Regions from separate parts of the Homo sapiens genome. Here region 2 is linked to region 1. Evidence: chromatin loops called from intact Hi-C (ENCODE). Cell type or tissue: IMR-90. All regions are shown on one strand. Links, peaks and the distances in the headings refer to the core of each region. The heading gives the core; the rest is flanking DNA.

Region 1 (5,377 bases), core at 68-5,067:
GTGGCTCATGCCTGTAATCCCAGCATTTTGGGAGGCCCAGGTGGGAGGATCCCTTGAACCCAGGAGTTCAAAGTTACAGTGAGCTATGATTGTACCACTGTACTCAGCCTGGGCAACAGAACAAGACCCTATCTCAAAAAAGAAAAAGGGAGGAAGAAGGAAGGAAGGAAGGGAGGGAGGGAAGGAAGGAGGGAAGAAAGAAAGAGAGAGGGAGGGAGGGAAAGACGAAAAAAAGAAAGAAAGGAAAGAAAGAAAGAGAGAAAGGAAAGGAAAGGAAAGAAAGAAAGAAAGAAAGAAAGAAAGAAAGAAAGAAAGAAAGAAAGAAAGAAAAGAAATGAAAAGAAAAGAGAGAGAAAAAGAAAGAAGGAGGGAGAGGGAGAGAGGGAGGGAAAGAAAGAGAAAAAAAGAGAGAGAAAGAAAGAAAGAAAGAAAGAAAGAAAAGAAATGAAAAGAAAAGAGAAAGAGAGAAAGAAAGGGAGGGAGAGGGAGAGAGGGAGGGAAAGAAAGAGAAAGAAAGAAAGAAATAAAAGGGAAAGAGGGAAGGAGGAAGGAAGAAAGAAAGAAAGAGAAGGAAGGAAGGCAGGCTGGCTGTCGAGAGGCACAGTAGGTGCCTTGCTATAGTAGTCAGAGAGACTGCCCCAGGGAGGTGACATTAGACAGGGACCTGAGAGCTGAGAAGGAACAGGCAATGCAACAACTGAACCCAGCAGCAGGAAGAGCCGCGGTGCAGGCTCCCTACTGGAATGAACTTGGTGTTCTCCAGGCATGGAAGGAGGGCCAGTGCAGCTGGAGCAGAGTGAGGAGGAAGGCCTAGGAGCAATAAAGTCAGACAGGGAGATGGGTCCCGACTACCAAGCACCAGAGCAGCCAGCTAAGAAATACTAATACCTTCCGCCCTTCACCCAGGGCCCACGGTGTGCCAGACGCGGCACTGGGCACTCTTCCTGCAGTGCCTCATTCGCCCTCTCCACGCATCTATGCTTCATTGGCCCCATTTGTCAGGTGAGGGCACAGAGGCCTAGAGAGAGGCAGGCACTTGCCTGAGGCCACCCTACTGGGAAAGATGGGTGCAGGCCTGGAACTCCCATCTGCACTCTAAGCCAGGCTAAGCCAGGCCCTCCTTGCCCACCATCAACCAGGAACAGACCGCAGTCTTACTGGCCTTGATGTGATCCATACTGGAAACAAAGGGTCACTTCCTAGCCAAGGCAGGCCTCCTCCTGGTCTTATGGCCCCATCCCTAGTAAACCCAGTCTCCCAGCTGATGGACATGGCATACCCAGCACACACACAGTGCCTATGTACACACACACACATGCACACACACATACACAGCCACCCTGCCAGGAGGATGATATAGAAAACAGTGCTCTCCACAGAGGATGAGCTTCCAGGCATCAGGTCACTGTGGTCTTCCCAAGCTCCTCATCTCATCGAGGGCACAACCCATCATCTAGGCCAGAAGCTTGAGCACTGTCCTCAACTTGCTTCTCTCTTACCCTCCCCATTTCTCATCGCCTATGAAGCCTGCCCATTCTGAGCCCATCCGGGCTTTGGCACCCATGGCTATCTTCTGTTGGGGCTCTAAAGGTAAGGGTCTTTCCTGCTTTCATGTCCTCTCACCTGCCACCACCTTTGCTGGAGAACCAAGGGCCAGGCGATAGTGGCAGCCGCTGGGGACTTAGGAGTGGAGAAAGGAAGAGCTTTAAAGGAAGATCAGAGCAGTAGGGGGGTGATGTCACCAGCCCAGGACACCTACTGATTGATGCCAACATCACCCTTCAAGACACACACACACAAACACACACACACACACACACACACACACACACACACACACACTCATCTTGAGCTCCTGTTTCATGGCTATCAGGTTGCAATGCCGCTGCTCCAAGACAAAACAGGAAATCCCACGACTAAGCCAGCCAGATGGGGCAAGGGGCTGAGAATCTGAAACCCCCTCTGCTCTCTGCAGTCACCCTCCACCCCCCATCCCACCTCCTGCAGGCTGGAGCTCCGTGGCCAGAACCCTCCCTGGGCACCTCCCTACCCCAGGCACTGCCAGCCCAGCCTCTATTGGATTCAGGGGCCCGAATTCCTGCCCTGTGCAAGCTCCCTGCCCCACACAGGGCCTCATGTCTCCATCGGGAAGTCAGGGGTGGGTGATTTCTGAGGGTCTTTCCAGTTGAGATACTCCAGCTTTTATGGACATTTGCCTCCCAAAGACACGGGGGCTGGGAGTCCCCAAAGTAGAAGTTGCAGTCCGCGGAAAGGCCAGCAGAGGGCACCCGCGCTTCGTTTGCAGGAGGTCCGCGTCGAGCGACAGGCGACAGGGTTGGGAAGAACGCTGGAAACGCTGGGGCTTTGCTTGTACCCCTGACCCATTCCGATTTTCATAAAGCTCCGCATAGTTCCACGGGCAGGCCTCTGTGCCTTCGCACATGCAGCTCCCCTGCCAGCCTGCAAAACTCAACCAGGGATCTCAGCCCTAGGGAGGCCTCTCCTGACCCCTCTCCTCTGCTGCCTCTGGATCCACAGTGCCCGCTGCAGATCTGACTCCAGCAGGGACCAACCGCGGGTGGATGGAAGGATGGACGAAGAAAGCCAGCTACAAGCAGCTACGTGGTCGTTCTCTAGAAACAAATAATTTGACGTGGAAAACTGCTGGGGAGGAAAATCATTTTTAAAATGTAAAACACTCACTGAGGTCTAAGGGCTGGCACCATGATCTTACTTAATCCTAACCAAACGCCTTGTTGGGGTGGGTGGTATTACCCCCATTTTACAGAGAGGGAAACTGAAGCTTAAAGACAGCAAGTGGGCCTGGCACGGTGGCTCATGCCTGTAATCCCAGTACTTTGGGAGGCCAAGGCGAGAGGATCACTTGAGCTCAGGAGTTCGAGGCCAGCCTCAAACTAAAAATACAAAAAATAAGGCTGGGCGCAGTGGCTCACGCCCATAATCCCAGCACTTTGGGAGGCCGAGACGGGTGGATCACCTGAGATCAGGAGTTCAAGACCAGCCTAACCAACATGGTGAAACCCCCGTCTCTACTAAAATACAAAAATTAGCCAGGCGTGGTGGCAGGTGCCTGTAATCCCAGCTACTCAGGAGACTGAGGCAAGAGAATCGCTTGAACCCAGTAGGCAGAGATTGCAGTGAGCTGAGACTGTGCCATTGCACCCCAGCCTGGGCAACAAGAGAGAAACTCCATCTCAAAAAAATAACAATAATAAATATAAATAAATAAATAAAACAGCTGGGGGGCTGGGCACAGTGGCTCACACCTGTAATCCCAGCACTTTAGGAGGCCAAGGTGGAAGGATCACCAGAGGTCAGGGGTTTGAGACCAGCCTGACCAATGTGGTGAAACCCCATCTCTACCAAAAATACAAAATTAGCTGGGCATAGTGCCGCATGCCTGTAATCCCAGTTACTTGGGAGGCTGAGGCAGGAGAATCACTTGATCCCGGGAGACAGAGGTTTCGGTGACCTGAGATCGTGCCATTGCACTCCAGCCTGGGCAACAAGAGCAAAACTCTGTCTCAAAAAAAAAAAAAAAACCAGTTGGGCATGGTGGTGTGCGCCTGCAGTCCCAGCTGCTACTTGGGAGCCTGAAGTGGGAGAAACACCTACACCCAGGAGGTCGAGGCTGCAATGAGCTATGATCAAGCCACTGCACTCCAGCCTGGGGGACAGAGGGAAACCCTGTCTCAAAACGATAAAAATAAAAGAGAAAGAGAGAGCAAATACATTGTCCAAGGTCACCCAGCAATGTGGGAAAAGCAGGATTCTAACTCCAGTCTGTTTCACTCTTCATTCTGCTATGACCTAAGACCCAGCTCTGAGCTCAGCCCTGTCCTGATCCCTAGCAGAGTCCTCTGGGCGATCCTAAGGCACAGACAAGTGCAGACAGGTCCCAAACAGTCTGGCAGCCCTGGGTCCGAGGTTTTCCCTCAAAATTCTATCAACTCAACCTAACCCGAATTCTAGCCTAATGCTGACTCTACTAATAAACACTACTATTTACAAAGTGCCATGTGCCAAGTACTAACACTTTGGATGCAACATTTTGTGATCCTCAATAGAACCTGATATGAGGCATAGTATCCCCATTTTACAGATAAGGTGAGTAAGATTCTGAGAGGTGAACGCATTGCCCAAGGTCACACAGCTAACAGATAGCAGAGGCAGGACTCAAACCCAGCACTGTCCATTTCCAAAGCTCAAGTTCTTACCCACAACTTACACTCACTTTCTCCCTCCTCCAGCAGACACTTCACACGGCCTCTCCTCACCAGGCCTTAGCTGAATTCTTACTTGAAAACGTCCCGACCATGCCCTTCTCAGGCCCCCTGACAACAGAGTCAAGGCCATGACCCCAATCTCTGCAGGGGGAGCTTTGGTGAAATAAAAAGGAGCCTCTCTCTCCTCTCCAGAAGCAGAGGGCCCCCCAGACCTTTGTCCCAACCTGGGCTGTGAATCACACACCCCCTGCCTCTGCAACCAATTTACTCTGGGCTTGGGGGAGTCCTTTAAGAGCTCCAAGCTTCCATTTCCTCATCTGTGAACTGAAATACAGGTTGTGTATCCCTTATCTGAAATGCTTGGGACCAGAAGTGTTTGGGGTTTTGAACTTTTTTGGATTTGGGGATATTTGTGTTGTACCAATTGAGCACCCCTAATCTGAAAATCAGAAATGCAAAATGCTCCAATGAGTATTTCCTTTCAACATCATGTCGGTGCTCAAAAAGTTTCCAATTCTGGAGTATTTTAGATTTCAGATTTTCCCGTTAGCGACACTCAATCTATAATAGTATCAGGGCCCCAGGGCTGCTGGGGGCACTCCTGTCACACTCACGAGCTCACTCCATGCTAGTTCCCTTCCCTAAACCTCCCAATCTATAGACCTGGCCGTGGGGGGTCTCCCGCTCATTCATTCACTCAGCAGATCTCTGGGCATGGCTGATCTGTGCTGGGGCCTGAGCTTGGAAGAGGAAACAGCAAAGAGGGCTGGTTAAGAGGCTACCTCTGCAGGGACTGCTTTGCCACTTAAGTGCTGTGTGACCTCAGGCAAGTCATTTCACCTGGCCGTGCTTCCATTTGTCTTAGTAAAATGGGGATAGGCATGCTGCCTGCCTCCAGGGTTATTGAGAAAACTGAAAATCAGGCAGGTAAAGTCTTAGCACGGTACCCAGCACATAGTAAGCCCTCAGTGATGACAGCTATTAGGATATTATTGAGGAGTTTTCAAAGTCTGATGGGGAGAGGGGACGGCTAATCAAATAATTGTCATACAATAGGATCACTGCTAACGCCAGCGCAAACCAGGCATTGGGGGCACACAGGGGAAGGAGTAACTAGGCCTGCCAGGGGA
Region 2 (5,377 bases), core at 126-5,125, 530 kb after region 1:
CACAAGCATGAGCCACCGCGCTTGGCCAACATTTTGGTGTATTTCTGTATATTCACATATGTGTACACAATTTAATATGTTGAGATTAAGATTATACTGTATATTTAAAATGTGTAGTTTTTTGCACGTAATGGACCTTAAACATTTCCCCATTAAAAAAATATTTTCTATAAACATTTAATGGCTTTATTCTGTCATTCAGATGTACCACATAATCATTTTAAGTTGTTTCCAGTTTTTCACTGCTAACGCTTCTAGACTGGTCATGTTTATCCAGGAGAGAGCTACCTGTACCAAAAATAAAATAAAATAAGTACAATAAAATAATAAAATAGAATTTAAAAAAATGCCGGGTGCAGTGGCTCACACCTGTAATCCCAGCACTTTGGGAGGCCAGGGCGGGTGGATCAAGAGATCAGGAGTTCAAGACCAGCCTGGCCAACATAGTGAAACCCTGTCTCTACTAAAAATACAAAAAATTAGCCGGGCGTGGTGGCAGGCACCTGTAATCGCAGCTACTCGGGAGGCTGAGGCAGGAGAATCACTTGAACCCAGGAGGTGGAGGTTGCAGTGAGCAGAGATTGTGCCACTGCACTCCAGCCTGGGTGACAGAGTGAGACTCCATCTCAAAAAAATAAAAAATAAAATACATATGTGTGTGTGTATGTGTGTGTATATATATAGTTTACTCTCACTGACTCTTAGATATACTCTAAAGACCCATGGAAATTCAGTTGTAGCATAAAATAAATACATTTATAGCGTAAAAGAGCAAAATATTTCAAATTAACTTGCTTAAGCTACTTAAAGACAAAAAAAGTTCATTTGAAATCTTTTGTCATTTTTTCACTGGTTATATGGAATCAGGTGAGAGAAGGACAAGTTTTGATGCCATTATTTCTATGTGGTACTCCAGTAAATAGACTTTCTGTTTTAGGGAAGAAGAATAGTGTTCCCTCAAGTATATTAGGTTCAACATTAATTTCCATCATAACTTTCATTAGCAATAGAGGAAAGAGATGAATTTTAACCAGTAGAGGACAGTTGCAGCCAAAAACAAGTCAAGATGAAGGGCTTCCCCTTTATGGGATCTGAATTTCCTCTTCAAACTTTAAAATTAGGCTAGTTGGCTCATTACATCATAGGGGAAAAAAATAAACCCCATTTGCATGAATTTCACCAAATTTGGAGATTGTGTGTTGATCTAAAATTAAAAACATAATGTATATAAAACATTTTAGAGGCCCCAGAGTTGTTTAGATAGGTAGGCTATCAACCTCCAGAATCAGCTTATGTAGGTATGTGGGATGTAGTGATGATGGATAGAGAAAGTAGTGGCTCCCAGTAGGAGCTCTAAACAGAAAGGGCAGGTATTTTGAGTTTCAGGCATCTGCAGGCATCCATGTGCATCTCTCTCTCTCTCTCTCTCTCTCTCTCTCTCTCTGTGTGTGTGTGTGTGTGTGTGTGTGTGTGTGTGTGTGTGTGTGTGTGTGTGAAAGAGAGAGTGGGAGAATGAGAATAGAGGTGGATAAATTTCCCAAGCAACTTCAGGGAGGGCAGTTATTTTAGACAGGATGACTGATTTTTATTCATTCAGAGTAATTATTTATGTTCATTTTCTCCAGAATTGAAGTAATCCTCTATTATTATTTATTATCGAAAATAAATGAAAAGGTTAACTTGTAATACTATAACCACTGTTGGCATTTCAAGTCATTTCTTTCTAATTTTTAAAATGTTTTTAAAGCATTTGTAATCATACTGTATAATTTTGCATTATGCTTTTGTTATTTAGTATGGGAAAATGCTAGATACCTACAGTACTTGATACATAATAGGCACTCAATAACTATTTACTAAAGAAGGAATTATTGACTTGTTTAAAAATCTTTTGAATGGACCATCAAGCGACTATACCATAATTGACCTAATTGTTATCCTTTGTTGTTTCTAAATTTTCCTGTCTTAAAAATACATTGAATATTTTGATGTAAATCACTTTTCCTGAAGCATATAGTTTTTCCTATGTATAAAGTTATTTTCTTAGGACAGGTTCCCAGAAGCAATTAGGGGTCAAATAAAGTATTAGAACTCTTGGTTGCAAGGGGCAGAAACTTAATTGGGAAACATTTTGGCCAATCTTGTCAGGGGCTTCCAGGATAACTCTCAGTTATGTTTCTCAGTTATGTTTCTGCCCCTTGTCTCTTTCCTCTATTGCTGGGACTTCAGCCTTTGCTGTATTGGGTGCTCAGTTTATACTCCCAGGGCTTTGCTTCTTGTTTACCAGTGCTCTTCTTTGCTTTTCTCTGGCAGACTCTTGCCATCTGGTGGTAAAGATTGGCTTTGGCAATTTTTTGTAGTTTACAATCCTGATTTGTATATGTAAAATGTAATAAGCAAGGTGGTTCTCCCAAGGAAAGGATTTTGGACAGACAGGAAAAGGATGTTTGCTATAAGTGTTTTATTAAATGTTATTAAAATATTATTTGATTTATTTTTGAGACAAAGTCTCGCTCTGTCACCTAGGCTGGAGTGCAGTGGTGCCATCACAGCTTACTGTAGCCTTGACTTCCTGGGCTCAAGCCATCCTCCCACCTCAGCCTCCTGAGTATCTAGGACTACAAGCATGCACCACCACATCCTATTAATTTTTCTGTAATTTTTCTAGAGATGGGGTCTCACTGTATTGCCCAGGCTAGTCTTGAATACCTGGGCTCAAGCAGTCCTCCCAAAGTGCTGGGATTACAGGCCTGAGCTTCCATGCCCAGCAATTATTTCATTTTAAATTATTTTTATTAAATGTGTAATAGTTTATTAGTATTTTATCATTCTTGATAGCCATTGATAGTGACTTCCAAAAGTTTATTCTAGCCTTAGTAATAGTTCTTATTTTACTATCCTTTCACCACATTGAATATTATTTTCTAAATACTTTGCTAATTTAATGGATTAAAAATAGTAGCTTGTTTATATTTCCTTTTTTAACTTAACGTCTATCATAAATATTTTTTGTAATTAATTTAAATGGCTGTTTACTTTTTTATTCCACAGATTTACTATGTTTGCCATGCTGTTTTCCAGTTATTGTTCATTAGGGTTGTTTTATGGTTCTTATATATTTTTTAACCTCTGTAGGTAATAATACCGCAAGTTATTTATGTATTTATGTATGTATGTATGTATTTATTTATTTGTGAGATGGGGGTCTTGCTCTGTCACCCAGGCTGGAGTGCAGTGGCGCAATCTCAGCTCACTCCAACCTCTGCCTCCTGGGCTCAAGCAGTGCTCCCACCTCAGCCTCTTGAGTAGCTGGGATCACAGGTTTGCACCACCACGCCCAGGTAATTTTTGTATTTTTGGTAGAGATGGGGTTTTATCATGTTGCCCAGGCTAGACTGCAAGTTATTTCAGCTCTGTAAGTTTTTTGGCTCTTGTGAGTTTTTCCTTTGAAAAAATTCTATTGATGATATTCTTGCATCAAAGATAAACATCTTTATCTTTTTGCTTTCAAATAATTTTACCAACTTATATTTCTATCAGTATTGTGTAACTACAGATATTTTATCACATCTTTACTAATATGGAGCATTACATTTTTTAAATTTTTTGTTTTTTATTTTTAAAATAAGATTTACAATATTTAAAAAATAGAGATGGGGTCTCGTTATGTTGACCAGGCTGGTCTCAAACTCCTTGCCTCAAGGTATTCTCCCATCTTGGCCTTGCAAAGTGTTGGGATTACAGGCGTGAGCCACTGTGCCTGGCCTATTTTATTTACTTATTTTTTTGAACCAAGGTCTCACTCTGTCACCTGGGCTGGAGTGCAGTGGTGCAGTTGCAGCTCACTGCAGTTTCAGCCTCCTGGGCTCATGCGATCCTCCCATCTCAGCCTCCTAAGTAGCTAGAGCTACAGACACGTGCCACCATGCCTGGCCAGGTTTTTTTTTTTTTGTATTTTTTGTAGAGACTGGGTTTTGGCATGTTTCCCAGGCTGGTCTTGAACTCCTGAGCTCAGGCAATCTGCCCGCCTCAGCCTTCCAAAGTTCTGGGATTACAGGCATGAGCCACTGTGCCCGGCCACTTTGAGCATTATTTTAAGAATGTTTGTTGGTTGATTGGGTATAAAAAGCAGTCTCAATTTGCAGTTTTAAGTTTCACGCTTTTCAGTAAAAATTTTCATTTTTCCCTTGCATTCCCCAACTCTTACCTTCTTATCCAGTTTAGAGTATAAATACCAGATATGCCCTCTGCTTTACGTTATTTCTTCTTCTTGTGCCCAGGTCTGGTCCATCGAACTCATATGTCATCCTGTCGGGTGGATAAGCCCTCTGAGATAGTAGATGTTGGAGATAAAGTGTGGGTGAAGCTTATTGGCCGAGAGGTAAAGTTCTGTGCGGCTCCCTTGTGGTTAGAAAGGATTAGGAAGAGCTGGGATTTTTGATATTTTATGATAGTGAGTGTGTAAATTTTGTTAATTGTGCTGATAATCTTATTTTTAAATCCTGCCATTAGAATCTATTCTGAATTCAAACCTTCTGGTAGACTGTCCTGCAAACTCAGAAGGAATGATATGAGCTATAAAAGTGTGGTGCAATAAGTGCACGTTTGTAAAACTTCCCTCCCTGAAGTTTACCCATAGGGTGGGCCGGAGGAGAGAAAAAAGAACCAAAAAGAGAGAAGGAAAGTTGACCTATGGGACAAGTGTTTATCACAGACTTCAAAGAATACCTGCCAGATACACTTCAGTTTGGGACAAAACAAAAAGAACACAGATAGTTTACAGTCATTTTCCCTAATATCTGGCACCATGCAATGTGCAGAAAGTGAAAAAAATCTGAAGGACCCTGTTACTCACTTGAGGGTATGAGGGCTGTGGGTGTGGGCCGACCACAGGAGAAATAAGAGCATACACTGAGTCCTGTTCTACCAGAGACAGCACAGGAGATAGGCATGAAAGAACTATTATTCAACAATATTTAAGTGCTTAATATGTGCTAGGTTTGGGAGATATAAGAGCGAACCAGACAAAAATGATCCCAGCTATTATGGAGTTAATATAGAATATAAGTAGAGACAATTTTTCTTTCTTTTTTGAGACAGGGTCTCTCTTTGTCACCCAGGCTGGAGTACAGTGGTGCCATCACGGCTCACTGCAACCTCAGCCTCCTGGGCTCAACTGATCTTGCCACCTCAGCCTCCTGAGTATCTGGGACTACAGGCACGCACCACTAAACCTGGCCTTTTTTTTTTTTTTTTTTTTAATTTTTTTGTCAAGATGGGGTCTCACTGTGTTACTACCCAGGCTGGTTCAAACTCCTGGGCTCAAGTGATCCTCCTGCCTTTGCCTCCCCAAGTGCTGGAATTACAGGCATGAATT

What was found. Hi-C counts contacts between places; a loop is a spot of excess contacts. Peaks named below come from ENCODE experiments on the same cell type or tissue, not always from the same donor. Only the 100,000 strongest peaks of a DNase experiment are listed, where the experiment ranks them.
Region 2: a loop joins it to region 1, with 7 times the contacts of the local background. A loop is called at or near these places in 4 of 110 quality-filtered maps.

What each region holds. Positions count from the first base shown.
Region 1 is chr1:30,799,628-30,805,004 of GRCh38, forward strand. No RefSeq gene overlaps it. Among named protein-coding and RNA genes, the nearest start is that of LINC01778, 22 kb to the right of the region's middle. RefSeq lists enhancers at 2,155-2,449, 4,689-5,356, 5,357-5,377. In IMR-90, for the core only: a CTCF peak has its summit at 2,288 (motif pointing right); no DNase peak of the experiment used is centred there.
Region 2 is chr1:31,332,895-31,338,271 of GRCh38, forward strand. ZCCHC17 (zinc finger CCHC-type containing 17) reads left to right here. Exons shown (of 8, transcript NM_016505.4): 4 at 4,281-4,381. Among named protein-coding and RNA genes, the nearest start is that of FABP3, 37 kb to the right of the region's middle. In IMR-90, for the core only: a CTCF peak has its summit at 2,317 (motif pointing left); no DNase peak of the experiment used is centred there.